Linked DNA regions of Homo sapiens: region 1 is linked to region 2. Evidence: read pairs that join two places in POLR2A ChIA-PET (ENCODE). Cell type or tissue: PC-9. All regions are shown on one strand. Links, peaks and the distances in the headings refer to the core of each region. The heading gives the core; the rest is flanking DNA.

The links. ChIA-PET counts read pairs that join two places held together with the same protein. Peaks named below come from ENCODE experiments on the same cell type or tissue, not always from the same donor. Only the 100,000 strongest peaks of a DNase experiment are listed, where the experiment ranks them.
Region 1: POLR2A ChIA-PET joins it to region 2 with 7 read pairs; 7 of 35 experiments call an interaction of 5 or more read pairs at or near these places.

Annotation. Positions count from the first base shown.
Region 1 is chr12:62,698,962-62,715,191 of GRCh38, forward strand. All of the region lies in intron 6 of PPM1H (protein phosphatase, Mg2+/Mn2+ dependent 1H), which reads right to left. Among named protein-coding and RNA genes, the nearest start is that of MIRLET7I, 100 kb to the left of the region's middle. RefSeq lists enhancers at 3,044-3,647, 4,856-5,457. In PC-9, for the core only: no CTCF peak of the experiment used is centred there; no DNase peak of the experiment used is centred there.
Region 2 is chr12:62,609,908-62,626,137 of GRCh38, forward strand. MIRLET7IHG (MIRLET7I host gene) reads left to right here. Exons shown (of 2, transcript NR_186001.1): 2 at 3,698-12,307. Among named protein-coding and RNA genes, the nearest start is that of MIRLET7I, 14 kb to the left of the region's middle. In PC-9, for the core only: no CTCF peak of the experiment used is centred there; a DNase peak (open chromatin) is centred at 8,544; H3K27ac peaks cover 464 bases.

The sequences.
Region 1 (16,230 bases), core at 6,122-10,121, 89 kb after region 2:
TGTCTATGCTATATCATGTTAAATTTGATAAGCAGCCCTGCCATCTTCATCCACATCACTGAAAAAATTGCTAAGTGGAATCATTAGAGACCTTCCTACTGGCCAAGCTAACCACACAAGGGGGGTGGCAACATTTCAGGCATGTGAAGGAAAGCAATTCAAAAACATCAAATTCAGCAGTATCCTTTTTCATGAAAATGAAGAACCTATCAATTTCCTTTTTATTTTTTATTTTTATTTATTTATTTTTTTGAGATGGAGTTTCACTCTTGTCGCCCAAGCTTAGGTGCAATGGTGCGATCTTGGCTCACTGCAACCTCTACCTCCTGGGTTCAAGTGATTCTCCTGCCTCAGCATCCCGAGTAGCTGGGATTACAGGCGTGCGCCACTACCCCCAGCTAATTTTTTGTATTTTTAGTAGAAACGGGATTTCACCATGTTAGCCAGGCTGGTATTAAACTCCTGACCTCAGGTCATACGCCTGCCTTGGCCTCCCAAAGAGCTGGGATTACAGGCGTAAGCCACTACACCGGGCAATTTCCTTTTCAATACAAAAAACAGATGGTATAAAGCTCGGCAGAATCTTGTCTGGTGGAGAAGCACAGAAGACAGACTCAACAGTAGAGGGTGGACAATGAGATATTAATGTTTAAAGAGGAGGTGTTTAGGATTTAAAAAGGCTGTCAACACTGATCCAGATGGACACTGTCCTCATGGATTTCAACTCTCCTGGAATAGCTCTTGGGCTATCTATGAAGCAACTTAACTGAACCATTATCCACTCAGTATTTCTCCATCTTGTCCAAAAGGCTGAGAGAAGAAACAATCCGATTTCTTACAAACTCAGAATATATCTATGCATACAGTATTCACCCAATCTAGGAACCTTACCCAACAAGAACAGATTACTAATTGAGCCTGCCTTATTGAACCTAAGCTGGCTCTCCTGATCATACCACCTCCAGTGGACGACATTCCTTCAAATCCCTCTTGCTCCTAAGGCACATGAGTGATGCTTATAGTTCCTACATCAACCCCATCCTTCTAGGCTGAGGCTCTCTCACTGCCCTTCTGTCAGTCCCTCCATCTGCCTCATATCCCCCTCCCTTACCCACCAGCCTTTCAGGACATTCTCCCACCTGCCCCGATGACTTCAGCCTAGGTTCAGATTGCTTTTTCACTCTTTCCCAGGATGTCATTCTCAGCATTTTCTTAGAATTTGGTGGTGCTTTTGGATTCCTCGCTTTAAAACTCCTAGCTCACTTCCTGCTGACCTTCTTCTCTGTTCCCCATCATCACCCTGGTCATGTGGCCTGCAGCAAGAACACCCCCCACCTCTGAGATTCCAATTCTGAATCATTTTTCCTCTCTCACTCCCTTGTTGAAGCTCTCAGGCCAGTTTCTCTCCTTGGTCCTGCTATTCTTCCTACCTTATGGCTAAACATGTTCCTGATCCTGTCTCCACCTGTGGCAAAGCTTTTTGATACTTTTCTTTGCTAGAACTTGTCACCTTCTCAATTTTCCAGTAACACAACAAGGATTGAGTATTTTGTCTATTAACATTATGTCAAATACTGTCATCTCTACCTTTCAAACAAATCCAGAATCCTCAGATTTCAACACCTTCCCTGCTGTCAGAGCCCTAGCACCATAGTTTCTTGCCTACATTATTGGGACGGATCCATCAGGCCTCTGTGCAATGATCTAGGCAAGAGGCGATGGTGCTAGGATGATGTCACCAGGTGGATGGCAGTGAGAGTGTTGAAAACTGTTCTGATTTTCCCTTACTCCTGTTCTCAGAGCAACTGGAGTAATTATTTTAGAATGTCAGGTCATGTCATTACCCTACTGAAACCCATCAAAGGTTTTCTATTGCGATCTAAATAAAAGCCAAGTAACCAGATGGTCTTCTTTAACATTGTTCCTGTCCCCCAAATTTCCTAGTCCCCTTTCCTGCTTTATTTTTTTTCCATAGCATCCACCACCACCTAACAGTTAAAGAATTTTACTTCCTTACTATGGTTATTTTTTCTACTGCTTCTTCATGCCCTTTAAGTTCTATGGGGATAGATTTTTGTTTTGCTACCTATGGCATCTCCTATACCTACAAGAGTGCTCAACATATAATGGGTACCCAATAAATATTTGGTTAAGCAAGCAAATTAATACTACCTTCCCTATGCAGAGGCTTTATTCGTATTTTCTTGTTCCATAATATATTTGCAAAACAAAAGCAAAGAGTCTCCTTGTTCGGCTGCTTTCTATGTCTGACTATGCTGTTCCGGCTGATGCTCACTCACAAGCACCCCTTTCCCACCTTTGCCCTAGTGGGCTAGGTGCTGTCCTTACAGGCTCAGACATTCTCTATGAACATCTGAATTTGAGATGCCCATGCAGCCACACCGAAGCCCTTTTACCCTAATGAGCAGCAGTTATAGGACTTCTCCACCATAAACATACTTTGTCTTTGTGGCAATTTTATACATCCCTTCAGTAAAGCTTTGCTCACACTGTCCTCATAGCTGGGAGGCCTGCTAGCAAATCTCCCACATTTCTCTTTTAATCCACAAGCATCACTCTCCACCTTAAAGTTCTCCACTGAATTCCCGTCATCTTAAAATACAATCCAATGATGAGGCCCTCCATGATCTGGCCTTTGCACTCTGACATCGTCGATCACTCTGCTACGCCTTGTAACAATGGCTTTCTTGTTTGTTTGTTTTTTTTTTTTGACACACCAGGGGGCCTGGTCATTCCTTCTGTCTGGGCCATTCTTCCCTTTGATCCTGCCATGCTGGCTCCTGGACATCACTTGGAAAGGCCTCCCCTGACCACTCATCTACAAGTCTGGCGTTCTCTGCTCCTGCTCATCCTGCTTCAGTGCTTCAAGCACAATCTGAAATGCTCTTATTAATTTGTTTACCTTCTGTCCCAACATCCTGCACATTAACTCCATAAAGGCACAGACTTTCTTCCTATTTACCTGTCTATCTTTGTATCTACAATTGTGCAAGCACATGGTAGACATAAAGTAGACACAAGCTAAATGGATGAATGAATGAACAAAGGCTGGTATCTCTCCCTTAGCATGTCAGTTTCCCTCTAAAGATATCCCCCATTCACTCTGCCTTAATAGCTAGCTTTTCTATGGCTAATATTCATGGCTGGGTTCCCATTGGTGATACCTCTGACATATGTTTACCTACTTATATTAAAATTTCAAGTTCCCCTTTATTATTAGTATATATACAAATAGTTATAAAATCATAAAAAATAACATTTATGATTCTCTCGTCTATTCCTTTCTCAGTTCCTTAGTACCACGTCAGAATGGCAGTTTTTTTGCCACAGCTATTCACCAGTGTATATGGTGTTACCAAGACAATTTTCTAACTTGGTTTAAAGGCAAGTTCCTCCTTTAAAGTTCTTCCTAGTCTTTGCTGGATTCCTCCATTTCCAGGAAGAGCCCCTACTCTGATTGCTTAACCCATGGGCCAGGAACCTAGAGTTCACACTTTGGCATCATCAACATAAATCACTTCCCACGATCTCCCTTCTCTTCTAAGTCATGACCTTGAGCTACAGAGAGAGAGAGAGAGAGAGAGAGAGAGAGAGAGAGAAATACCACTTGTTTCCCTAAGTCTTAATTCCCTTAGCAAGACTTCAAAGTCATTTAAGAGGAACGAGAGGAACGTGATCCCCTCCGGGGGGTATAACAGGGGACCCTATTATGCTCCCTTCGGGGACAGCATAATCTCAACAATTCACTTGTGCAGCTCCAATGACACACACCAGTGAGTCACATTCTTCCACTAATCTCTAGACATTGCCTTGGCTGCCTCTTCTCCCCTGGGGATCTTCCTTCCTGGAGTCTCTCTTCCCTCCTGGCAGAGCCCACTGTGGTATTAAAGCACACCAGGCTTGGGGTCAGAGGTTCTGAAGTCACATCTCAATCGTCATGTGAACTGGCTGTATGAACCTGGGAAAATCCCTCAGACCTCACTGAATCTGCCTCTTCAACTGGACACTTCATAGGATGGTTGCAAGGATTAAGGGCAAACATGTCTGGGAACATCCTTTGTGAAGGATAAGGTGCTATTTGGCCATCAGTTGTGGCTATTAAGGTCTTCGGAGCCTCATTCTTTCTTCCATGCAGATGTAGAGCTAACAGGCAACCGTAAGCAGGAAGACACAGCACATCCCCGTAGGAAAAACCACTTCCTGCTGAGCAATCAAGCCACCTAATTCATACTTTTTCTACTGTAAGCATGAAGGAGCATACCCGTGCAACTTTATCCAGAACAGTCCATTGTTCTCCTCTAAAATGAGGACTCAGATACTCAGAAGGATGCCTCAGAGATAATAATCTAAAGAAGGTATAGCTGGGTTAGATTGAAATAGTCATAAAAGGAGCCCTTTTTTTTTTTTTTTTTCCTTAGCTGGGAGCTCAGTGCCCCTCCAGGAGGGAGGAGAAAGCCACAGGCAGCCTTGTTTTCTTCTCATTAGAAACCAAGTCCTAGCCCGGCAGAGGCACATTCCACAGGGGCTGGTTGGGTTTGGGAGGAGGCCGGAGCACAGAAACATCTTCGGTCCCCCTTCTTGCCTTTCTATAACAAAATCTCAGCAGTAGCTTAAATCTCAGGAGGCCTGGGATGAAACACCACCCAGGCCTGGCTGGACAGGAACAGACATAAGCCTGGAGCCCAAATGCTACTTGTGGCTTTTAAGAGCTTGGCATGACCCCAGTTAAGCAATTCTGGAATCCACAGAGGCTCTCCCTTGACTCCCCTCTCCCCACACCCACTCTCCTGAGACCTTCCTGCAAAAAGCAATGCAGGATTGGCAACCACCTCGTGCTTCCTTTTTTTCTGCCAGCCATCTGTATTTCCAAAGGAATCAGGCCCCAAGTCTAACCACAGTGCTCAGTAAATGGAGGCTGCTTTCTGAACCTTCAAGCGGCCTTACAGCAGGCAGCCAGCTCTTCCCCCCTCACTACATGAAAGAGAGAGAAAGCGTGTGTGTGTGTGTGTGTGTGTGTGTGTGTGTGTGTGTGTCCTTTAAGGCAACACAAGAAGAGTCTGATGTTTGGTTAGATCTTACTATTATATTTTAAATGTCATCTTTTAGAGTCTTTTTTTCCCGGTTTCTAAGATTCACTTTGCCTTTGGATGGAAACTGTCTGCTGGAAAGACAGAGCTGCACTGTGAAGGAGAGTGAATCTGAGGCATGCTTAACAACAGCAGGCTCAAGTCAGGGTTGTGGAGCAAGGATCAGTCCCCAGGGTGAGTCTGAAGAGGCTGCGAAACACCCTCTATCCAGCTGGGAGTTTTGGGGCTTAGAATGTTTGGAGATGGACCCAACATCTCGCCCCAGGCTCATCATTGTATAGCAGGCTTTAAGTATGTATAAATCTAGTTTTGGGGGTCATATTTTGGCTCATTGGGTTCCTGAATTTATGTGTTGGAAGATATTTTCAGTAGGTATCTGAATGATATGATCCCTGGGAAAGTTACCCTGTGGGATGGAAGCTCTCCAAACAAATGCTACCTTGTTTTCTTTCTTTGGTCCTTGGAGTGTTCTTTAAATTAGTTGAAGCCTATAGGCCTTAAGCTGTGAACAACCTGATAGACTTCTGCTAATATAGTGCAAGTTAGATTCAGGCACAAATAGTACCTTTGAATTGTGAGTGTGATTAATATTTGGTGATAAACAGAAGAGGGCTGGTAGCAGCCTAGCTTGTGCATACCTGGCTACCACCTGCTCATCTCCTTAGCCACAAGAAAGGCTGCTGGCTTTTTTTCCTCCATGAAAACTCTCCATAATGGGGCCCAAGCTCTGGTCCCCGACAATGCAGCTGCCCTGGAGGAAATCACCTGATTGGTAGGTTTAACCAACAGTCCCTAGGAAAATGCCTACCTCCCCACTTCTCCCTATCAGCACGCCTGAGCCAGACCCTGCCTGGAGTTCTGAGAGTAGTAAACATTTCTCTCTTTTGGCCTAAAGATTCTTCTTCTCACCAGGCCTATGGAAAATAGCAAGAGGCAACAGAGATTGCTCTCATTTTGCTGGTCAATGTTCTTTGGGAGACTCTACTGGGTTACAGCAGAGGTTTCACCGGTGGTAAGAAATATATCAATCCTGTTAACCCAACATATGCACAAACACACGGCAAAAAACAATATTTACCCTAACTATGTGATATACACCGATATTTTCTTTCTATCCTGTGCTATTCAATTTGTTTAAAATGCTGCTCTCCATATACTAAACTGATTTCACAATCCTGTGAATGGGTCCCTACCCACAGCTCAAAGTTTGGTAGAAGAACAGAACCTGCTCTAAGTAGCTTCCAAATTAGGAGCTCAGGCTTTGACCAGATAAAAACAATGGGTTCTATTGGATTCATTTGCAAGTATTTACTGAGCACCTAGTAGGTGCCGGGCACTGGCACAGGTGCTGGGTATACGGAGTAGAATAAAGTAAACAAAGTGAAAGTCACCTTTTGATTCGTAGGCTGAGTTCAGCAGCAGAAAAGGATGCACTTGGAAAAAAATCAGTATTTTTAAAAAAAGTAATCATGTGTATGTATAAAACAGAACTAATAATATTTCAGGATAAAACATTATGAATGACTCTTAAGGAAATTCCAGATTTGGAAATTATTTCTGATTCAGTATCCACTTGGTGTGCATTCACACTTGGCCGTAACAGCTTCATATTCTAATCAATAACATTTAGCTCTCTCCACCGATATGAATCAGAGACCCTTACTTCATGAGCACACAAATGTGAAGTGATTTCAGCTTTCTCAGAGACCATTTATTCTGAAATAAACATGAATTTCATTGACATTCCCTTTATACTGTATGAGATCAAGTCAATATATACAAATCAGGATATGAACAAAATGGACCCCATAGCTACAAATGGTGGGGTGAAAATAGCAAACAGATTATTAATTACAAAGAGGGTTTCTGCTGCACAGGCAGTTCCTCTGTGTCGGCCCTTGCGGCTTTCCCTCACGAAGCTTCTCCCACTCTGCTCAGATGGATATTCATATCATGGAGCAGAGTCCTGCAGTGTCCCCTGGGAGAAGCCACATGCAGGGACTTTAACCTATGCTACATCATTTCAAGGCTTTCCACCCAAGTGCCTTTGAACTGATAACATTACACGGTGCAGATCTCAAGTATCAGTGCTTTGAGTCTTCTGTTTTATCTTTAAAAACCATGAGAGTTTTGCACAAGCCTACAAATGAAGTCCTTCTACCTCACTCCCAAAATTTTCAGGTGAAATAGAGGCTTATCTTGTAGCTTCCCATACTCTTCTGAAATCTTCTACTAACCCCCATATTATTCAGGCCGCCAAGGCAAGAAGCGCAGGCCTGAGTAACAGCTGTCGATATTTACCAAAGGGAGGAATACCACACTCTTAGCTCCTGCATCCAGGTGGCCCTGTTGTTTCAGAGGATGGAGAGCAAAGGCAGCCATTGTTAAATTTTCTGCTGTCACCTCACGCCCAGCAGTTAACGGATTTTCACATACCCCAATGTTTATTATGCAATCTTTTTGTTCCAGGCACTAAGGATTTATATTTTTAAAAACTTACATAATCCTCACTGTAACACTGTAAGCTAGATAGAAACATTATCCTCATTACACAAATAAGAAAATGGAGGCATAAGAGAGGTCATATATCTGGGAGGAAATAGGGGTCAAGCTCACTTCAGGTCTGTCCCAACAGTTACACTCTTAACCACGCTTCTCTGTGCCTCTGTGAAGAGCTAGGAATCTGCATAAATGCCACAAAATGGCATGAGATGCAAAAGAATGTTTAATTATTAATTCTCTTCCTAAAATTAAATTGTAAAAAAAAAATTTAAGCTCATCTTCACATTCTAGGTTTTTATAATGGTCAGTCGCATAGAAGTTAAAACATACCAGTACTCCTAGGGTTGAAAACTAGGGTTGTCTCTTAACAATACTGCAGATGTACAAGATCACTATAGAATTAGATTTAACCTGAGCTTTGACGTTCAAAGTGCTCAGGTGCAATAAACTCAGACTCCAAATTTTCATACCTAGGTGCCCAGTTTTCTATAGGGTGATCCAATGTGACCCAGAGGATCAGGCCTTGGAGATGGGGTGTGTAGCATTTACTGAAGATGAGCAGGAATCAGAAACCATTAAGTTAAATGCCCTGGGCAGCATGGTCTCCTGACCTATCCCATGTATTTATACTATGTGTGAAGCCTGGACTATCCAGGTTATGGGCACAAAAAGGAAAAAGAGGAGGCCTAATTTGACCCTGACCCACCGTTGCACCTGAAGGCTTTACCATCCCTTATCAGCCACTGCCAGTCCAGTCTACTGGCACCTTATGAACAGTCACTGGCTCACTGCAGGTGGACAAAGACATTCCCAAGCAATAGCAAGGGGATAACCAGGGGCAAAGACCACCAGCAGCCCAGGAGTCACAATACTTTGACAGCCCAGGCTGCCCAGCGCTCTTTAACCGACCACTTCTGCAAACTGTTATTCATATCCATTGTAACAAACTCTAGGGCTGCCCAAAGTCAATGTTTAAGGATATACAGCAATCGCCTGGGGTGCTTATTAAAAAATGCAGAATCCATAGAGATTCTAATTCAGCAGATAAAATAGACCCTGAAATGTTTTCAGTAATTGCCCCAGATGACAAAGCTTCAATGTAGGTAAACCTTTGTCTATTAGTTTTGTATGAAACTGTAATCATCCATATATGGCCCTGTCCTGACACTAGACTGTAAACACCATGAGGGTTGGCACTGTTTTTTTCTGCTTTGTATCTTCAATGCCCAACCTAATACCTGGTTCACTTAATGAATAGTAGTTGAAACTGATTGTCCCACAGAGATGAAGCTCTGTGCCTTGTCCTTTAGGTACAGAGAGTGATACATAGCATCTGATCTACCCTGGAAGACTGACAAGGCTGATCCCATCTCAGCAGAATCTGAACCTGGAATATGGCAGAATACTACAGCTTTTGCCAGAGCAACCAGGTGAAGAACAAAAAGTGAATGTGTTCCATCCCCTCATGAGGCTTCTGAAGCTTTCCTTATGATCTGATTACAACAAAGGAGAGAGGCAACTGACAACACACTAGTTCTGAAACACCGCTGGCATCTTTGTTATCAGCCTTCCTGGCTCTTACAGAGAGATCTGCTTTCAGCTCTCCAGCAAGGAACAGACACAAAACTTTAGCCTCTCTCTTAATAAGTCCTTGATTTACTTGTCTGAAGGTAAGAGGACGGTGGTGGTAGGATGAGATTTTTCAGGGTTTGGAGTGGTGGCTCTCCAGCTCTTGTGTGTGGATTACTAGGGTAAGCCCAGAAGCAAGGAGTTTGAAACCATCACCACAGCTGATTTAGATGAAGAGGCCCCCAGGCCACCGCAGGTGACCATCTTCATAGGATTATCAGCTCGAAACCAGCTGTGCCAATTTCCTGCTGGGAAACCTGGAGAGCTGGGAAAAGCAGAAAATTTATCAAGCTCTGGTAAGAGTGAACTAATTGTAACTGAAAGAGTGTTGGTTGGACACAGGAAAATGTTTCCTTGGTGGGTTTGTGAGTACCTGGAAAATTTCAGGAGTGGTAGTGTACCTACTTCTCTGGAATTTCCTTAGAAATGGGATCCTAAAAATAGGCTGAGAATTAGCCCATAGGTCCTTTTCTTTTTTCTTAAATCATCTTCTAAGTCACTGATAAAAATTGTATTTTTATTCATTTATTATTTATTTTGGATTCAGGAGGTACATGGGCAGCTTTGTTACACTGGTATATTGTGTGATGCTAAGGTTTGAGGTACAAATGGTCCCATCACCCAAGTGTCAGCACAGTACCCAATAGGTAGTTTTTCAGCTCACACCCCCTCCCTCTTCTCCTAGTAGTCCCCTATATGTCCTGGATATACATATTGTCAGCTCTATATTTCTGCCTTGTGTGTAATTTTCATACGTCATATTCCACCCTTAAGGTGTGGAGCTCTTAAGGGTGGGAAAATAAAATTCTGTTCATTATTGGCATCCTTAGCCTGGCATTCAAAGTTCCCCATGAGCTGACTCCAATGTAATTACCTAGTTTCATGGTTTGCTTCACTGCCCACCACTGCTCTACACCCTCTTGCTCCCTCTGACATGTCACTTATGTGAGCCTCCCGGGACTGTTATCTAGCTGATACACACCAATATAACTGCACACGAAGGGCTAAAACATTGAAACGTTCCATGCTAGTCAGCAAACAATGGCTGTCTCAGTCTCCATGAATGCCCCCATCTGCTGCTCTGGACTCTCCCCTAGAATCCCCAAGAGGTAACAGTAAATAAAGGGTTAATGCCTGGCACAGCAGGGAGGCTTCTAGGACCCTGCTGCAGCCCAGCTGGGGCCTACTTGTCCATTTTGATTGTCCAAATATTTTGAATATTATCTCTGGCTTCCAAATTCCCAAAACACACATCACATTTTCACTCCTCTGGGCTTCTGCTGGCACAGTGCCCTTTGCTCCGAATGTCCTTCTCTCCAAACTTCTTGAAACCCCTCTCGTAATCCAGATCTTTGGTTCAAACAATCTTCTCCAGGAAGTCCTCCCCAATCCCAATCTCCCCTCTCAAAACAACTACTCCCTCCACCACAGCCACAGGCATTTTCTTCAAACCTTTTTGTATAACTCTTATCTTTTGTCTTGCTTTAGTTATTTATACATATGTCCCAACAGATCTACTTCCCCCACTGTGGAAGTTTGAAGAATAGGTTTAAAGGTGAAATGATATTGTTCAATAAATTTCCAGAAAGGCCGGGCGTGGTGGCTCACGACTGTAATCCTAGCACTTTGGGAGGCTGAGGCGGGCGGATCACCTGAGGTTGGGAGTTCACAACCAGCCTGACCAACATGGAGAAACCCCATCTCTACTAAAAATACAAAATTAGCTGGGCGTGGTGGCACATGCCTGTAATCCCAGCTACTCGGGAGGCCGAGGCAGGAGAATCGCTTGAACCCAGGAAGCGGAGGTTGCAGTGAGCCGAGATCACGCCATTCATTGCACTCCAGCCTGGGCAACAAGAGTGAAACTCCGTCTCAAAAAAAAAAGCCAGTCTTGGGCCACGTGGCAATCTCTTTAAAGCTAACATAGTCCTATATGATGAAATCCTTCCTACGCAAGGACATGCTTTAACCACAGATGGGCTTGACCCTCCCAGCTTCTTGGGTATGGTTTGGAAGACTACAGGAGTACATTAAAAGGTCCAGCATCAGCTGAGTGCAGTGTGGCTCACACCTGTAATCCCAGCACTTTGGGAGGCTGAGGTGGGCAGATTACTTGAGCTCAGGAGTTCCAGACCAGCCAGGCCAACATGGTGAAACCTTGTCTCTACTAAAAATACAAAAATTAGCCCAGCATGTTGGTGCACGCCTTTAATCCCAGCTACTCAGGAGGCTGAGGCATCAAAATCGCTTGAATCTGGGAGGCGGAGGTTGCAGTGGGCTGAGATCACACCACTGCACTCCAGCCTGGGCAACAGAGTGGAGTGAGACTGTCTCTTTAAAAAAAAAAAAAAAAAAGTCCCCAAACCAAAAAACATCCTATCAAATAGTGCCTGGGACAGAGGGGCTGGCAACGGGCTTCCTGGCTGTAGTGATGGTGTCTCTTCTGACAGACAAGAGCTCTACGTTTTCTGTGTCAAACCCATCTTCATCTGCCATGCTGCAGGACAGACCTGCTAGGCAGAGGCAGCCAGCAGACCTGATCTGACTTTAGTTTCTTCTCGAAACTGCCTTCCTTTGTCTTTTTGTTTTCTAGCTTCTCATTACCTTGCAGAGGCAGCATTTCAGCAACAGACTGTAGACCTCCTGAGGCCAGCAGCAGCTCTTGCTGACCCTTTCACTCTCCATAATAGCTAATGATTATAGTATTAGAAACTCATCACGCGCTATTATATGCCAGGCTTTGTTCAATGCACTCAACCTTACTAACCCATAATATCCCAACTATTATCAAGTACTGTTTTGTTTGTTTGAGATAGGATCTTGTTCTTTTGCCCAGGCTGGAGTGCAGTGGTATCATCACAGCTCATTGCAGCCTTGACTTCCTGGGCTCAAGTGTTCTGCCCACCTCAGGCTCCCAGGTAGCTGGGACTATAGGCACGTGCCAACACACCCAGAACATTTTTGTATTTTTTATAGAAACAGGGTCTCCCCATGTTGCCCAGGCTGGTCTTGAACTCATGGCCTCAAAGGATCCACCCGCTTCAGCCTCCCAAAGTGTTGGGATTACAGGCGTGAGCCACTACACCTGGCCTCAAGTACCATTATTAGCTTCATTTTACAAATGGGGAAACCAAGGCTGACAGTGGCAAAATGATCTGTGGTGGGGATTGGCCCAGCTAGGCAGTCTGGCTCCAGCATCCTTGCTCTTAACTGCTACTCAACATCTACTGTGTAGTAGGTGTACAATACAAGCCTGTCAAATAGATGGTAAGTGTCTACAGGGCCTTCTTGGTTAAAAGGACACTACTTTAAGAGAGATTTTTATAAGCACTTGACATCCCCAAACTTCCCCAGATGACTTGCAGCTATGTTCTTATCACATACATACTGTACAACCCCAAACACCAGTCACAGGGGAAGCGCCGTGTGACTCTGCTTAAGCGTATGTGGATAATAGATATAAATGCTGTGAGTGTTTGAAGGGTCTGAGGGGGGAAGAAAGGCTTGGAAATAGTTCAGCCACTTTAGGACAATAAACTTTTACTCATTGAAGCAGAGAGACGTGTGTGAGTGCATTCATGCGTGCATGCGTGTGTAGGGTGAGTGATGATCAATGGGGAGCGAGCTGGTGGGGCATCTCTTTTCTTTCTCCTCCCTGTGGTCTGACAAAGCCTGTCTGTCTTGGCTTGCAACCATTCGTAAAGACCCCATAGCTTCCACTGGCCTCCTGCGCAGGAGGGCAGGGAGCAGGGAGTCATTCATCACTGTCAGGAGATGTGCTGCACACAGCAGGGCCCGCTTTCTTCCCTGCTGCTCCTGCAGCTAGAGCTGCAAATCTTGAAAAGATGCAGAACATGCACATAGCAAATAACCATTCATCATCTCAGCTCTGGAAGCCCCGGGAGAGGCCCCTCCCCATGTGGGGCTGACCCATTCTGAGTTGGACTCCAGCCCCGTTGGAATTTGGAACACAGGGACTTTTCAGGTGCCTAATCCCTGGCCCAGCCATTCTCCATCCTGGATAATCTATTGAGGTTTGGGGTTAAAATTCTCTGAAATGATCCCCCCTGCCCCTGTCTCTACAAGGTCAGATTTTCAGAGTGCTTTCAGCAATCAGACTGCTGCCAAGGTGGCCCGTAATCATTAAATTATGAAAATACAAGTTGCTGAGAGGAAATGAATACCAGGTTTCACTAGGGAAAGGCCTGCTTTCTTGTGAAGTAATTATAAAATTAAAATGTGATATTTCTCTGGTGAGTGTAAAAAGCCTCCCCATGAGGTAGGTCTGTGGCATGACGGCAACATCAGGATTTACACTGGGGTGGGACTGAGAGATCCTTCTGTGTCCCCAAAATGCCAGAGACATCTGCAGGTAAATTTCCGAAGATTGGGTTAAGAGTGATTAAAAGCAGAAAGAGGGAAAAGTACTGAGTTTGAATTTTTCAATTACTCTGTAAAACTCAAGAGTCAAGCTGTTCAAAAATGTAGGCTTTCTAAGGTAGGCTAATAACGCTGAGCTAATTAGACCCACAGGCATGGCCAACACATAAATTTGGGCCCCAAAGAGGGACACTGTCCCTTTAAAAACCGCCTTGGGATCCGTGGAAAAGCTAATGAGGAGTGTCAGTTGGGGCTGCTTTATTAGGTGGTCCTCAAGAGGATAAAGCCTGGGGTTTCTGTAACAGGGCTTCTGTGCTTGATTCAATAAATCAATTTATATTAAATGCGGGCGCAGCTCTGGAGTTGGCTTCATAAGCATTCTGTGGCGTTTCTCAATCTGCTCATCCACTTCCTTGTCAGCCTGCTTGAATGCACTGTCAGAGGGCATTGAAGAGAGCAATAAAGAATAAGATAGAAGCTGTATCTATATTTGTAAAACCCAACCTGGCAGCTCCAGACCATGTGTGGAACTATCTCCAGTGAGTTTCTCTCTCCAGAAAGCGTTTGGATGGTTGGTGAGAAGCCTGATGCTGTGGGGCTGTGCTTCTCCACCCCAAGCCAAACTCCAGGCTATAGATGGAGAATAAAGGTCACCCCAAACACAGTGGAAAGGGTTGGAAGCCAAGCTGCTTTTAAATCATATTCTCAGGGCCTGAATTACTCCCCAAGAAATCAAAGGAAAAGCAAGAGGGACAAGAGTGCCAGCAGCTGGTCCTCATCCAGGAGATAGGGGAGAGAGCTGAAAGAAGGCTGCTGGGCTGCTTGAGGAGGGGAGGTGCGCTACTGACTAGGGCTGATGAAATGGGTCTCCCTTTAGTCTGGCCAGCTGGATGCAGCTTCTTGGTGGCCCAAAAGTGACTACTGGCTATGAAGTGAGTTGTTCCTAAGCACAATGACTGATGCCCCTGAGGATCAGGAAAGGGGTGTGAAGCCCACCCCTCTGCTGACTCAGAGTCTGGCATCAGAGGCACCAGAGGCCGGTGTGGCTACACCATTCCCTGTCCACAGTTATCAGTACCCATCCCACCTTTTAAAAAACTCTTTGGGGCCAGGTTTGGTGGCTCATCCCTGTAATCCCAGCGCTTTGGGAGGCTGAGGCAGGAGGACTGCTTGAGCCCAGGAGTTTGAGACCAGTCTAGGCAACATGGCAAAACCCTGTCTCTACAAAATACACAAAAATTAGCAGGGTGTGGTGTCACACACCTGTAGTACCAGCTACTCAAGAGGCTGAGGTGGGAGATCACTTGAGCCCGGGAGGTTGAGGCTGCAGTGAGCCATGGTCATGTGACCGCCTTCCAGCCTGAGTGACAGAGTGAGACCCTGTCTTTAAAAAAAACAAAAAAAACAAACCAAAACAAAAAACTCTTTGCTGTTGGGATGCTGAGTTACAGAGAGCTCCTTGCACCACACCATTCCCAACTATACCCACGCTCTTCTACTATGTAGACCACAGCACCATGCCGTAGAACTTTCTGTGATGATGGAGACGTTCTATATCTGCATGGTCCAATTCAGCAGCCACTAGCCACATGTGGCTACTGAGCAACTGAGATGTGGCTAGGGCAACTCGGGAAATAAATTTTTAATTTTATGTAATTTAGCTAATTTAAATGGCCACATGTGGCTAGTGGCTACTGTGCTCGAGAGCACAGAGAATGGAAATTTCTCTTTGCCTCAATAAAAGTAGAAAGTGCTGAAAGGAGAAAATGGGCTAACTCCACTCTGCTCCCAGTGGAAAATCCCCTATTTGCTCATAGTTTTAAGGGAAACAGAGGAGGGAAAATTATCGTGATGTATCATCAAGTTAGAATTATAAAAAGTTAGGGGCTCTAAGGGACAAAATAAAACACTGCCATCTCTGGAATCTTTCTAATGGGATCTGTCTTTTCCAGCAGCTCTAAAAGCAGAGCAAAGCCTACCCCCTGCCGCCACCACACTTAGAGGTTCGCAGCAATGGTCAGAGGAAGTATTTACGAGAGACCTAGGCCAGGATCTGCCCAAGGCCCCAGAAGCTTGGCAGAGCAAAGTACACAAGGTGCCTATCGCCAAAACAGGACTCTCTTTACCAAGTCAAGCATGTGATCTCAAGTTACCAGTCCAGCCTGCCCCTGAAATGAGACCATCATAACGTTAGAAAGGCTTTGCTTAAAGGAAGAATTCTGGTATACTTTGCTCATGACCAGAACCATCTGGAAGCAATCTAGCATTCACAAGATGGACTTTTCTTCTTTGGCCCTTGCTCTCTCTACAAATCCCATCAGCCCAGGAACAGCTGCTGGAGAATCTGGCCTGGCGCCAGGGGTGAAGTTTCAGCCCCCTCCCACACACATGTCCCTCTGGGTCCCTGGCTTGCTTGCCACCCCAGGTGGCTGGACATGGCACGAAGTACGCTGATCCTACTTGAGAAAGCGGAATAGCCAGTGGTCACAGGAGCAGAGACTTGGTGCCACAAAGCGAGCTGTGAGAAACTGCTGTTTCAACTCGGTAACATAGACACTTGCCAGTAAATTATGGCCTGAGACATCTCAGAGGGCTGCGGGTCGGGATACAC
Region 2 (16,230 bases), core at 6,529-10,528:
ACTTTGCTTCATACTTTAATCCATGGGGGATGGGAAGCATATATGGGAGTACACAGGAAAGAAGCTTGTCTTAGTGTTGGTATTGATGATGGGTGATGGGTAGATGGGTTTTTTTATTCTGTTCTACTTTTGTGTATATTTAGAATGTTCCATAATAAAAACTCAAAAACACGTAAAACAAGACAAAGAAAGATTCCTGTGGTTTGGAGACAACCAAAGCAAAGTGAGAACACATACAAAACCATGTGAAGGTCAGTAAGGTGCAGCTAAGTGTTCTTAGGGTATCCTCCCAGGCCACTTTGAAATACTACCTTGAAGTCTATCAGAGGATCAGTCCATTTTCCTTATACTCCAGATCAAATATATTGACTAATATAGTGCAAGTTCACACATACCCACAACAAGGATACCATTGTTTAAATATATCTATTATAATTAAAACTAGTAATTAGAATTAATAAGAGATGTGTTGAGAACTTTTACTAAGTACTTTGTATGTATAAAGTACTTGCTTTAATGTTAGCCTATTAAACTTAATAACTTTCCATTTTAAATATTATTTTTCTAGTTCCATAGTCTTTTTCTAGAAGTATGCCTTATTTCACATTCTTAAACAAGTACTCTAAGCAAAATCAGCTCACTAAAAAAATTTGTTTGGCTTTAACTGCTTTCAATAAGCTTAGTTCTGTTTTTCCTCTTTTATTTTGTTATTCCTCCTGTCTAACTGAAACTTTGTACCCTTTAGCCAACATCTCCCCAGTACCTTACCCCCTCTGTCTATAAGCCCCTGGTAACACTATTCTCTCCTTTCTGCTTCTCTGAGTTTGACTTTTTTATATTCCACATATAAATGAGATCATGTAGTATTTGTCTTTCTATGCCTGGCTTATTTAGTGTAATGTCCTCCAAGTTTAAACATGTCGTTGCAAATGATAGAATGTTTGTCCTTTTAAATGGAACTCTAATAATTGTTCTAGCAATTTATTCGATTTTTTGTTTCCAGTTAGATTCCTTTTTTCTTAACCTTCTTTGTGTGTGTGTGTGTGTGTGTGTGTGTGTGTGTGTGTGTTTAGACAGGGTCTCACTGTCATCCAGGCTGGAGTGCAGTGGCGTGGTCACAGCTCACTGCAACCTTCAACTCCCAGGCTCAAGCGATCTTTCCACCTCAGCCTCCTGAGTAGCTAAGACTACAGGCACACGCCACCACCCCTGGCTAATTTTTGTATTTTTTGTAGAGACAGGGTTTTGCCATGTTGCCCAGGCTGGTCTCAAAACTACAGGGCTCAATTGATCGCCCACCTCCGTCTCCCAAAGTGCTGGGATTATAGGTGTGAGCCACCGCGCCCAGCCCCCATCAATATATGTTAACACTTAGCAGTTAGTTCATTGTGCATCTACATATTACCAGTGTTATTAATCTAATTTAAATATTTAACTGAGTGCTGTTACTGCTTTGAATATATTAGCACACTACAAAGGTAAAAAAATATAACCAACCTGTGGATCAAAAGAAACAATGATTTTGCATTTTACTAAGCACAGAAATTATCATGTTTTTGAATGTGTACCACAAATGCCAGGCATACACACACATATATAAATAAGGTTGAAGGAGGCCGGGCGCGGTGGCTCACGCCTGTAATCCCAGCACTTTGAGAGGCCGAGGCAGGTGGATTACTTGAGGTCAGGAATTCGAGAGCAGCCTGGCCAACATGGTGAAACCTGGTCTCTACTAAAAATACAAAAAATTAGCCGGGCATGATGGTGCATGCCTGTAGTCCCAGCTACTGGGGAGGCTGAGGCAGGAGAATCGCTTAAACCCCAGAGGTGGAGGTTGCAGTGAGCTGAGATCGTGCCACTGCACTTCAGCCTGGGTGACAGAGTGAGACTCTATCTAAAATATATATATATATAAGGTTGAAGGAATAAACACATTGAAGCATTATTACAAATATAAGATACTTTTTTTTCTTTTCTTGTTTAAAAATAAATAGAGGCAGGGTCTCACTTTGTTGCCCACGCTGGTCTTGAGCTCCTGGGCTCAAGTGATCCTCCTGCCTCAGCCTCCTAAAGTGCTAGGATTACAGGCGTTAGCCACCACACTTGGCCAAGAGAGTTCTTTCAAATTTACCAATATTATCACTATTAAATAGCTTTTATTTTGAAGTATATATCCTAGTGACTTTTTAACTTCATATATCTTATCCTGTATATACGTAGTGAATCACTATCTGGACTCATTAGTTAGACGTTGAACTTAGCCGTGACCTTATCTACTACATACATGGGCATTTTCTGTTGTTATTAACCCTGGGACTTAAGTTGCCTTAGAAATATTAATGATAATTGCTATATGTATAGATGTTACCACTAATATCTTTAGTATTCTCTGCTGACTATCCATGAACCCTGTGGAGTTTATTATGCTGGAAGTCACAGTGTATTCCTTAAACCCTTCTGATTCTGCCTTATGGCCTCCTCCCTTGTTGAGTATCTTCTTAAAAGGAATCAGAAACCACTCTTCCCACATTCTCCAATAGTCAAGTCACACCATGAACACGGTTCCAAGAAGCGGAAAGGTCCTCTACCACTTCAAGGAAATTAGGAAGAAAAAAAAAGAGAGAAAAACAACGTGTTGTTCCAGAAGGTAGTATGCAAGTTCTCAAATGACCTCTAGGCATTTTGGTTCAAGGTCCATCTTTTTCCTTTATCATGTCACTCTTCTTTTTTCCTATTAAAGAATAATTTTTATATCTTTTTATGTGACTGGTAAAAATAATATTCCCCTTCTCCAAAAGTCATGGTCAGTTAGCTATATAAAGGTAGTTGGTAATGAAACTTCATGTTCTTGTGGTTTTTAAAATACAGAGTCTCACTCTGTTGCCAAGGCTGGAGTGCAGTAGCATGATCATGGCTCACTGCAGCCTCGACTTCCTGGGCTCAAGTGATCCTCCTGCCTCAGAGCCTTGAATAACTGGGACTACAGGTGCACATCACCACATCCAACTAATTTTTAAAATTTTTTGTGGAGACAGAGTCTCACTCTGTTGCCCGGGCTGGTCTTGAACTCCTGAGCTCAAGTGATTCTCCCATCTCAGCCTCCCAAAGTGCTGGGATTACAGATGTGAGCCACCATGCCCAGCCTTGTTTTTTTTGTTTTTTGTTTTTTGTTTTTAATGTAAGAAAAGGTAAGAAAAATATGGTGGTGGTCTTACAGGTACATATGTGGTTTATGCACTGTGAAGCTGTTGAAAGGAGTGGATGATGATGAAATGCATGCAGTTGAGCTAGGCTCAGTGGAAAGTCATGTTGGGGAACAGATGGAGTTTTGAAGTGCTAAGAGAATGATTTAATGAAACTGGGGTCATAAAATTGCTAGAAAGAATGTAGGCTGATTTCTTCCAGAATTTAAAGGCTCTGGGAATAGGAAGCCAGAAGAGTAAGAACAGAAACAGATCAGCTTGAACACCAGAGTTGCGCCTTTGGATGAACTCTGGGGAAAGGGTATGTTTTCAGAGAAAAATAAAAAAGGATCTGGGATCATTTACTCTATCATTTGTTTAACAATTATTAGTGTGTGTGTGTGTGTATGTGTGTGTATATATATATATTTTTTGAGATGGAGTCTAGCTCTATTGCCCAGGCTAGAGTGCAATGGTGCGAACTCGGCTCACTGCAACCTCTCTCTCCCTCCTAGGTTCAAGAGATTCTCCTGCCTCAGCCTCCCAAGTAATTGGAATTACAGGCCCATGCCACCCCACCCGGCCAATTTTTTTTGTATTTTTAGTAGAGATGGGGTTTTGCCATGTTGGCCAGGCTGGTCTCAAACTCCTGACCTCAAGTGATCCGCCAGCCTCGGCCTCCCAAAGTGCTGGGATTACAGGCACGAGCCACCATGCCGGACCTATTAGTGTATTTACTGGATATCAAGATGACTAAGAAATAGCACTTGCCTTGAAGGAGCTTTTCTATTTGAGGAAAAAGACATGTATATAAATAACTGCAAACAGAATGAAACAAGTGTTATGTAGATCTACATACAGTGACATGCCATGGGAATGCTGAACACTGAGCAACAGTTTCAACTAGCGAATTGGCACAGGAAACATGAAAAATAAGCGTATTTTCAATATGACAAGAATGGTCATTTCTGGATATAAGAACAAGAGAAAAGTCATGGGTATATGGAAAGGCATGGACTCTTCAAGGAAGAGCAAGTAGTCTAATGTAGATGCTGTATAGGAATCTGGGGACAAAGGGACAGATAAGTGGTGTAGACAAAGAGGCTGGAAATAGGGTTATGGGCTAGATCATGAGTGACCTGTAAGCATTAGGAGTTTTGATTTATTTTGGAATAAGAAACATTTATGGCTTTTGAGAAGGAAAATTACACAAGGGAAAAGAAAGGATTTTTATTTTTTATTTTTATTTTTGGAGAGATGAGATCTCACTATGTTGCCCAGGCTGGTCTTGAACTCCTGAACTCAAGCAATCCTCCCGGCTCGGCCTCTGAAACTTCTAGGATTATAGGCGTGAGCCACTACGCCCAGCCAGGATTATGTTTTTTTATGGGAGGGATGAGAATATTGGTAGGTGGGTAGAGGATAAATGAGAGAGAATATGTATATGTGAGATTGAATATATAATAGAAAAAATTGATAGGACAAGTCCTGCGTTATTACTACATTTTATGAGGAAAATCTATATATTAGAAGCACTTTAAAGGTATATTTGCTATTCTAGCTGTGGAAACCATCTGAAAACACATTTGAAAGTGCTTTGAAACAGGGGTCAACTTCTCTGCAAAGGGCCAGAGTATGTTTAGCTTTGCGGGCCACAGATGGCCTCTGTTGCATATGCTGCTGGGTCTCCACCTTCCTCCTCCTTTTCTTCCCTTCCTCTTCCTTCTTTTTCTTCTTCTCTTTCTTCTTTCTCTTTAAAAGCATAAAATCATTCTCAGCTCTTGGGCCATACAGAAACAGGCCATAGGCCAGATTTGACTTCTAGGCCATAGTTTGCCGACCCTCCATTTTAGAACTTAGCTTTCCTGAAAGAGCATTTGGGTCTCTCTCTCTCTTTCCCTTTCTCTCTCTCTGTCTCTCTCTCTCTCTCTTTCAGTAAGTGAAGTAAGAAATAGGTCTTTCTTGAGGAACAAAAAGCTGAAATAATTTCATGCATTTGAATATGACCCTTGACCTGTTTTTGTCCATCATCACTCAGATTTGTGGCTGCAACCACCAACCAATTTGGTGCCATAGGATATAGCATAATTTTTCAGCAACAGTTCATAAGCTTTTCTTTTTGTTCTTTTTCCTTCTTCCAGTTGTGGTGGTTTAAAAACATGTCTGCAAAATCTTTGACACTTCTCAGTAAAAAATATAGTCTTGTGTTCCCTTTTCTTGAACCTAAGTGGCCTTTGTGCTGCCTCAACAAATAGAATATGACAGAAAAGACACTATGTGACTTTTGAGACAGGGTCATAAGAGGTGATACAGCTTCCCCATGCCCCTGCATTTTAGAGCTCTGGGTTGCCATGTAAGAATAGCTACCCTGAAGCTACCATGCTGAAGAGACCACAGGGAAATCACATAGAGTTAGAAAGAGGTGTCTGAAGAAGCCCAGCTGCTCCCAATCCCAGCTATTTAAGTCCTCCCAGACCAGGTGCCATATATATGAGTGAGCAAGCCTTCAGATGGTTCCAGCACCAGCCACCATCTAGCTGTAAGCTCATGAGACCCCTTCAACGAAAACCATCTAGATTAGCTTAGTCAAGCCCCAGAACCGTGAAAGACAATAGACTTGCTATGGAGGTCGCCACATGCCTCTTTTTTCTCCCTTTGTGAATGGGATTATTTATAATGGTTACCCCATACCTACTCCACTATGTATATTGGGTATGAGGGAGAGATAATTTGTCTCACTAGCTGACAGATTTTTCAGACCTCAAGGAATGCCACGTGAGCTGTACTCACAGGACCACACACAAGTATCTTTATCCACACGTGACCTGATTTCACTGATAAAGTCCTGGACCTTGAGCCTGAGCCCAATGTCTTAATAAATGAGAATTTCAGAAGGTCTTGGGAGGGGGTGAGTATATTTTGCATGTGGGAAGGATGTAAATAATATGTGGCCTGAGAGCAGATTATGGTGGTTTGAAAATGTGTCCACCAATTCTTTAATACTACTCTCAACAAGAGGTGGAATCTGTGTCTCTTCCTTTGGAACATGAGTGGACCTTTGTGATTAAATGCAGCAGAAGGATGCTGTGTGAACTCTGAGACAGGGTAATAAGGGGTGATACAGCTGCCACCTAGTTCTTTCTCAGAACATGTGCCTTTGGAGCCCTGAGCTGCCATGGAAGAAAACCACCTACCCTGAAGCCACAACACTGGAAAGACCATGTGGAAGAACCACAGAGAGAGAGAAGAGGACCAAATGTGTGAGCCTTCCCAGCCCAGGCTCCAAATATGCAAGTAGTAAGCCTTCATTTCTTTTTGGTTTTAATTTTTTTTTTTAAATAAATCGAAATGGGTTCTCACTATGTTGCCCAGGCTGGTCTTGAACTCCTAAGCTCAAGTAATCCTCCTACCTCAGTCTCCCAAAGTGCTGGAATTGTAGGCATGAGCCACCATGCCCGGCTGCAATTAGTAAGTCTTCAGATGCTTCCATCACCAGCCACCATCCGATGACAACCCCATGAATGACCCTCAGCAAGAACTACCTAGCTGAATCCAGCCAAACTCCAGACCCATGAGAGAGAAATAAAATTGTTGTTTGAGTCACTAAATACGGAGTAATTTATATTATCAACAGATAACTGGAACCACAAGTGTAATTGTTAAAGGTAAAACTTTGAATACATTTATATTTGCCTTCTGCCACATTCCATAATTGACTTTTGTTCATGAACCTATTGGCAAGTTTGCCTTATTGCTTTTCCTTCTTCCCTCTTTTTTTTTTTTGTAACTTAAAAAATCATATAATAAAACAACACAAAAATGTATTTGAATGTAGGTTGAGTGACCGTAAATAAGCACAAAACTTCTCCTTCCTGTGACTCTCTTGTCTGTATATGCCAAGTATCTAACACAAGGCCTGCCTGGCACATAATTTTTTTTTTTAAATGTTAGTCTCTTTTATCATTCTTTTTCCCTGTCAGTGGTATTATCTTTACCCATGGAATCCAGCACCCTCATGCTGACTTATAGTTCCCCAAAGTCCCTAACCTCTACAGTCCTCTCCAACCCCCACCCCAGGCCTCTCTCTATGTTCCAGACATTTTCTGGCTTTTTACCATTATCCAAACTCTGAACTTATCTACTTAGTTTTTATAAAAAAACACAGAGTGACTACATAGCTAATATAAATAATGCCAGTGTTAACACAAAAATTTGACTTGAATGATTACAATAGCAAACTTCAATGTTTACCCCATGGAATAGGCAGAAAATTTCAAGCACTTTTCTAGGCCACCTGAGTCTATTTTGAGTAAGGATCCTTAAGTTGATACTCAAGTAATGACATTGATGCAATGTAGAAGACTATGCTAAAATTTGTCCTGGCTTCTCTCCATGCTATGGGCCATCTGTAAAGCTTTGGAGTCTAGGTCAGATGTATGCGTTGTCTCCTCTTTGCTACCATTTTTGTACAGATTTCTAATCTAAATAAAATTAATGGCAATAACAGTGTGGAAAGGGAAAGCCTAAAAGAAAGAGGGTTTTTGAAGAGTGGGGGACCAGAAAAGAAGAGGACAATTTTACCTGAATTGTTTTACTTTAGAAAATAAATTTGTTCATGTGATTCTGTGAGTCAATTTACACATGTATATAAATACACATTTCTTTATTTAACCATTATTATTATCACTATGTGATCCCTCAATGTGCTGGCTACCACGGGTGTAAGATAAATTACAGAAACTCCTTATTCTGAAGGATTCCAACAACAATTTGGCATTGTGCACTGTATGGGGCCTGGGAAAATCCTCTGATTTGCCATACCTTAGGAAAGGTCTTTGCATGATACTAGGCCATGTCTCTTACTACAATGATGAGCATTCTTAGATTTAAAAATAATACCAAGCTGTCAGGAAAACTGAATTCCATCAATAATAACATCTTTTCATAAACTGAAAGCTTGCAAAGCCTTAATTAAAAAAATGAATTTATTACTAAGTGAATTTAATTCACAAAAGGAATTTTCCCCAATATTTAGGCTGTTGTTGGTTTTGGCTTTGTTTTTAATTAACATTTTTAGTTGTATGGTTTGATCAAATACTGAATTTGAGTTCAAAGATACATTTCCTCTGAGGATGCAGTCTAAAGAGGCCAAGTAAATAATAGAAAATCATAGTTTCCAAGTTTCGCAGAACAAAGCTCAGTAGTTCCATGACTTTTTCAGTGTTCTACAGAATTGAGCTACTCCCTCTTACACAAAAAAGTGCTCTAATTTTCATTTTTTTCTTCTTTGCTCAGTTTCTTCATTTATTTGCCTACTTTCTTAATTTCTTCCTAAGTAAATATATAGCTATCTTTGAGGAGAAGTGATGTAACATCAGAAACAAAGAGTAGACTCACAATTAGAGCCCACTGACTCATGGGACTTTAGATAAACCACTAATCAGGAAACTGGGGGTGTTAATGCTGTTTAGTTAGTTGATTGAGGAGGTGAGGACAAAACCTGGTGACTTCAGGGCCTCAGCAACAGAACTCCTACCTATTTCCATTGCTACCACTTACCTTATGGGCATTAGATAATTCTGCAGTGAGTTATTCTGTGCATGAGGGGGCAAAGGCTTTAGAGTCAGGTAGCTGGGGAGTTATTTTCTCTCTCTGCTATTTAATAGCTGTATGACCTCAGGTGAATTTCTTAATCTCCGTTTCCTTGTTTGTAATACCCATCATGAGAAGTTGTTCTGAGGATCACAGATACTATACCTAAAGTACCCAACAAAGTCCTGACACAAGGAAGGTGTTCCATAAACGGTAGCTATTTGAAGTAGTCTAAAAGGTCCCTTTCAAATGTTTAATACACCCATATAATCCCAATCTTAATCTCTCACTCTCTTGTTGGCCCATCATTAGAGCACCAGATCCCCTTGACTGCTTTCCAGGGTAAGGATGCAAGACCACTGAGAACTGTGCCGCGCTGGTAAGAAGAGGTGCTGATGGCATGCTGTTGCCTCTGCCAGACAGACTCTGTCTTTGCTGAAGTGTTTAGTATTGCTATTGTGGCAAATGCCATTTTAGTCAAAGGCAATAAATCTTCCTTTGTTTAAATGACAGATGGCTAGGATTGTTACTTCTGTTTCTAGCAAACCCAGAAAGGGAAAAAATAAATTACTGACATTCAGAGTTCTTGTTTTTTAAGAATATTAGGGGGAAAATGAAAATAGTATAGTTTCAGCAAAGTTATATAGTTTTTGCAGTCAACAGAATAATGGGCCCCCTAATGATGTTCACGTCCTAACCCCTAGAATCTATGAATATGTTAGGTTACAGGGCAAAGGGGAATTAAGAGTGCAGGTGGAATTAAGATTAATTAGCTGACCTTAAGATAGGGAATGTAGCATAATTTATCCAGGTGAGCCCAATATAATCACAATGGAAGACAGAGACAGAAGAATCAGAGTCAGAGAAGACGTGGCTACAGAGGAGAGAGTGATGAGATGTGAGGATTCTGCCTGCCATTGCTGGCTTTCAAGATGAAGGAAGGGGGCCATGAACCAAGGGGATGCCTCTAGAAGCTGGAAAAGGTAAGGAAACAGATTCTCACCTAGACTTCCAGAAAGCTCTGCTGTTGCCTTGATTTTAGCCTAGTGAGACCCATTTCAGACTTCCGACCTCCAGTACGTGAAGATAATACATTTGTGTTGTTTTAACCTATTAAGTTCTAAAATGGTGAACCCAATTTCATTTCTTCTCTCCCTTTACAAGGTAGGTGCTATTAACAGTGAAATGACAATGCAAAAGCAAAGCAGAGGAAAGCACCAGCAAAGGACATGCCTCGCTGACTGCAGATTACAGTGTCCTCTACTCAATTCCTATCTTAATATGTATCACATGCCCTGCCTGAGATAATGAGGACTCTCCCATTCCCTCAGTCTTCAGGTTGCCTCTACTTCTCTTCCATTTTCTTTTTCCTTGATATGATCCTCTTCTTTCTCATTCTTCTCTTCTTTCATTTCCTGAGTTGTTTTCTCTCCACTTCTTCCCCCTCTACTCTGATAGGAAATATTATAGCAGTAGCCCAAGCTAGAAGAAAAAGGACACACCTACCAGCTCCCTCCCTCCCTCACAACACCTACACGGCTGCTGGGGAAGCCTTGAATGAAAGCTAGAAAAGAACAAATAGGAAAAGAGGCATTTGAAAACAGAACAGAAATAGTCACAGACGGGTGACAGGCAGGAGATGCCACCTCATTGACAGCTGCCACCATTTTCCATAGAGAAGTTATTCCATTGTAGTATACACCAGGGCTGGGTTTAAATATTTTTCCTATGTACTTGGTAGTATAGTGGAAGCTCCTCCATTTCTCTAAATAGTTAACTGCATACTTAGAGCTCTTGGTAGCGTTTAGAACACGGAGTTAATTATTCTGAGTGTACCTAGCCCCATCACTGTCTGTAATCTGTACAAAATTTGATAAGCCCTTTTAAGGTAGTTAGATATTTATTGAGACTCTGCTGTATATTTGGCAGTGCCCCAGATATAGGTAGTGGTGGTGACAGCAAGCAATAGGACCAGTGGAGCCTGCTTTTTAATAGAGAGTGATCTCTCTGGTATTGTTGTAAGTACAGCATATAAGCAACTTGAGGTGTTGTCTTAAAGATGTGAGCTCACCTAATTTACACAAGAGCATCAAAGCCAGAATTCCTCCCCTTGCTGATGTTAGCCTGTAACTCTGTGCCTCTCAAGTGTATAACTTCTTCTGTGGGAATCATGCTTCTGAAGCATGAGGAAAGAACACACCCGTGTTTCCACTTTCTCTGCTGCTTTGCATGTGATCCCTCCAGGTATGCAAAATAATGCCTCAATATCATTTTGACCTGTGTTGTCATTTTACATATTTTATCAGAAGACTTCATATCGGATGGAAGCAAATCTTTAGAAGGGTTGTTATAACAACTTGAACAGCCCATCATGCTCTAGGCATGCTCCCTATCACGGCTATGTTTTCATTCATTAGAGATGGAGGAGGAGGCGGCTTAAAATGTGTAATTCTAATCACCTATTCCTACAGCTCTCTAACTGGTCTCCGTGGCTTCTCTTGCCTTCCTCCAGTCTTGCCCGTGAACCTTGATTAGAGGACAACACAACACTAACAGCCACTCCTCCCTCTCCCTCCTGACTCCTTATTTGAGTTAGAGGCTCTCGTAACACCTGCGTCTTCCCCTTTGTCAGCAGTCATCACAACGAATTGTGATTGCCTATTTACTCATCTGCATCTCCCACTGAATTCTGATCCATGGTGGCTGGCCCATGCCTGTCTTGTGTACATTTGCATGTAAACCACTTAACCCAAGTGCCAGGAAGCAAACAGTACACGCAGGTGTGTGGAGTGATTGAAAGCTAATTTGCTACCTAAGAATGTACAGTGATTCCTCAGTGTTTATTAGATCAGGCCCAGACTCTTCATTTCAGTTTTCAACTCCTCTGATTTTTCTTTTATACAAGCTTTCAGATCTCCTCTTGGTTCTCATCTAGCTCTTGCATCTTTATGCCGTGGGTTGATTCCTCTGCCTGCCTATCTGTAGTAGCTTGTCTCCTAGGATGGCTGCCATCAATTTCTTCTCTTCTGTATACACATGCCACTCCCGCATTGAGAGATGGAGTCTTCTTTCCCCCTGGAATCTGGTCTGGCCTGTGACTAATTTCAATAATAGAATCTTGCATTTCTATTGAAACTACCAAAAAAAAAAAATTGTGTCAGCTACTACAGCTACTAAGTTTTGGGATGGTTTGTTATATGGCAATAGATATCCTCAATACCATTCTTCAAAGTCCCAAACCTACATTTTCTGTGAAGCCTTACCTTGCTAGTCTAGTTAACACTGATCTCCTCCTTCTCTGAAGTTCTGTGGGAATAGAACTTTGTTGATGCCACACATTTTGTTATCCAACTGTATGTATTATTACTTTTCCTTTCCTGAATGCCAGTATGAACTCCATGACCAAATTATATGGTCTTTGAAGATACCAAATAGTGGAAATAGGTCTTTTGTAATCCCTTCAACAAGTCCTAGTACTGAATAAAAATGTAATGGCTGTTGAATTGGATTAAAAGTAAAAATATTCTTGGCCATTTTAGCTCTCTGCCAATTATTTTGACTTTTCTTCACAGTATCTTTGAGCGCATTCTTTCATATCATGATTATAAAAAGCATGTGTGGCAGCAGGCAGCCCTTAGGATCCTTCCCCCTGCAGACAGTCTGTGACAGTGCAGTGGTTCTCAAAACGTGGACCAGGAGCAGCAGCACCAGCACCTGGGAACCTGTTAGAAATGCAAATGCTTGGGCCTACCCCAAATCTACTGAAAGAGAAGTCCTGGGGGTGGAGCCCAGCATTCTGTTTCACCAAGCTTTCCAGATAATTCTGATGCATATTAAAGGATGAGAATCATTCTAGTGGTGGAAAGAGTCCTGGTTTAAGGTTAGAAGGTCTAGGAGTTTTTGGTCCTAACACATTTTGGTCCTGATGCTTATGTATCAATGAGAAAGTTACTTAACTTCCCTGAGCCTCTCCTTCCTCATCTGTGTTACGATAATCCTAACCCTGAGATGGGAGAGTGTCTTAGTTCATTTTTTTTGCTATGAAGGAATACCTCAGACTGGGTAACTTATAAAGAAAAGAGGTTTGTTTTGACTCATGGTTCTGCAAACTATACAAGAAGGATACTGCTGGCATCTGCTTCTGCAAAGGCATCAAGAAGTCTACGATCACAGCGTAAGGCAAAGAGGGAGCAGGTATGTTACACAGCAGGAGAGGGAGCAAAAAAAAAATGGACAGGTTCTTTTTTTTTCTTTCTTTTTTTTTTTTTTCTTTTTGCCAGACGGAGTCTCGCTCTGTTGCCCAGGTTGGAGTGCAGTGGTGCAATCTTGGCTCACTGCAAGCTCCACCTCCCGGGTTCACTCCATTCTCCTGCCTCAGCCTCCCAAGTAGCTGGGACTACAGGTGCCCGCCACCACGGCCGGCTAGTTTTTTGTATTTTTAGTAGAGACAGGGTTTCACCATGTTAGCCAGGATGGTCTTGATCTCCTGACCTCGTGATCTGCCCGCCTCGGCCTCCCAAAGTGCTGGGATTACAGGCGTGAGCCACTGCGGCCGGCCAAAAACAGACAGGTTCTTAAACAACCAGCTCTCACATGAACTAATACAGTGAGAACTCACTTATTACTGTGGGGAAGGCACCAAGGCATTCATGAGGGATCCACCCTCATGACCAAAACACTTCCCCCCACCTCCAACATGGGGGGTCATATTTCAACATGAGATTTGGAGGTGACAAACATCCAAACTATGTCAGAGAGTCAAGTGAAATCTCTTTTTTTTTTTTTTTTTTTTTTTTGAGATGGAGTCTCACTCTGTCACCCAGGCTGGAGTGCAGTGGCGGGATCGCGGCTTATTGCAAGCTCCGCCTCCCGGGTTCACGCCATTCTCCTGCCTCAGCCACCTGAGTAGCTGGGACTACAGGCGCCCGTCACCATGCCCGGCTAATTTTTTTGTATTTTTAGTAGAGACGGGGTTTCTCCGTGTTAACCAGGATGGTCTCAATCTCCTGACCTCGTGATCCGCCCGCCTCAGCCACCCAAAGTGCTGGGATTGTACAGGCGTGAGCCACCGCGCCCGGCCATGAAATCATATTTATGACTCATCCTTAGCTGTAAAAGGACCAGGAGTGGTAGCTCAAGCCCATAATCCCAGCACTTTAGGAGGCTGATGTGGGAGGATTGCTTGAGCCCAGGAGTTAGAGACCAGCTTGGGCAACGTAGGGAGAACCTATCTCTACAAAAAATTAGCCAGGCGTGATGGCACATGTCTGTAGACCAAGTTCTTGGGAGGCTGAGGTGGGAGGATTGCTTGAGCCTGGGAGTTTGAGGCTACAGAGAGCCGTAATCACACCACTGTACTCCAGCCTGGGTGACAGAGTAGCCTGTTTCAAAACAAACAGAACAAACAAAAACCCTGTAAAAGTATAGTGATGAAAGTCACAATTAGGCTGGACTGAATGGCTCACACCTGCAATCCCAGCACTTTGGGAGGCCGAGGTGAGGGAAGACTGATTGAGCGCAGGAGTTTGAGACTAGCCTGGGCAACATGGTGAAACCCCATCTCTACAAAACATTAGGTGTGGTGGTGCACATCTCTAGTCCCAGGTACCCAGGAGGCTGAGGTGAGAAGATTGCCTGAGCCCAGGAGGTCGAGACTGCAGTGAGCTGTGACTGTGCCACTGCATTTCAGCTTGGGTGACAGAGTAAGACCCTGTCTCAGAAAAAAAAAAGTCACAAGTAATGACAGGTGTTTCTTCATTCACAAGGTAGAATGGGATTGAACACAGAGAAGAATGCTTTCATTTTAAATTATTTTGCTCCCTTTTCCTTCCTGTTGTGGACTTGGTATAATTCTATCTGGCTTGGCAGGCCTTTGATTTCACAAGTTCATGAGCAGTGGCTTGTGTAATATTCCCAAGTCAGGTGCCAGATTATCTGTATAGACTTATCTCCCTTAGCAATGGCTGGCTTCAATGTAATTTTTTTTTTTTTTTTTTTTTGAGACAGAGTCTCGCTCTGTCGCCCAGGCTGGAGTGCAGTGGCGTGATCTCGGTTCACTGCAAGCTCTGCCTCCCGGGTTCATGTCATTCTCCTGCCTCAGCCTCCCCAGCAGCTGGGACTACAGGCGCACGCCGCCACGCCCAGCTAATTTTTTGTATTTTTAGTAGAGATGGGGTTTCACCGTGTTAGCCAGGGTGGTCTGGATCTCCTGACCTTGTGATCCACCTGCCTCGGCCTCCCAAAGTGCTGGGATTACAGGCATGAGCCACCGCTCCCGGCCTTCAATGTAATTTTTAAAACCCAAGTAATTTCACAGTGATGCAACTGAAAAACTTCCTGTCAACTATTAAAACTAATATGTTTGATAGCTTCACTAATAAAACTTAACCAGGAGAATGTAAGCCAACAAACCAAGTTTAAATTGAGTTTAAGTATTTATTCAAGATCAAACCATATTCATTTGATATATCAACTAGTGAACATGAATTTACTACATGGGAAGTATTGTCCCCAAATTATAAATCTGGTGGAATAAAGGGGAACTAAAGGTGAAGCAAACTGTAAATGTATTAAGTGTGTATCAAGTTGGACAGAGCAGTGAACATGCTCTGAGATCCCAGGCAGTTCTGCATGGCTGAGCAGAGGCTGACTACATGGAAAAAAAGTCTTTGGAGGATTCAGGGTAATGTTTCTGAGTTGTGGTTTACCAAGCCTCAAGACAGCAAGTCCACAGGGAAAGAGTGAGCCTGGCACCCAAACAGAAGCAAGCCTCGCTCTCTAGGGTGAGGTAACCTAGGAGTTCCGGTTAGAGATATGAAGCTATTGCTCAATTTGCAATGTTCTCTCACATCACAGATTGTGAGCATGGAATTAGGGTCAGATATCTGTCCTGGGCCAGGAGCAGGAAGATACACTCTTGGGCTCAAGTGATCCTTCCACCTCAGCTTCCCATGTAGCTAGGACTACAGGCACACACCACCATGCCTGGCGAGACCTTACTGTTTCATCTCCTAACTCCGACTCTGATTAGTGGTGTGAAAGTGAGCAAACCATTTCCACTTTCTAAGCCTGATTATACTCATTTTGTCAAGGCGAGGGTTGAAGTTTTTCCACCCCTGAGATAAAAAGGTTGAGTCTGGAAGCAGGATAAAAAGGATTACAGTTTAAGGAAGGAGCCAGCTGCCTTCAATAATGAGAGGCAGTGGGGCCTGTGAGAGGCTGTCCCTTTACATGAAGTATCCACAGGAGTGGACATTGCTGTAGAGTATCTAAAACATTACCCTGTAGGTAGTTTGCAAACCAGTGATTCCCTCACATCACAGTAAATTGATGAGTGAATTTTCTGAGTAACTAACTGCACAGTTGACACTAGAAAAGGACTATAGCTTAAAAAAAAAAGCAAGAAAGGTATCTTAGTTACCTATCACTTAGTTATCTTGCAGTTTTCTGAGGGACA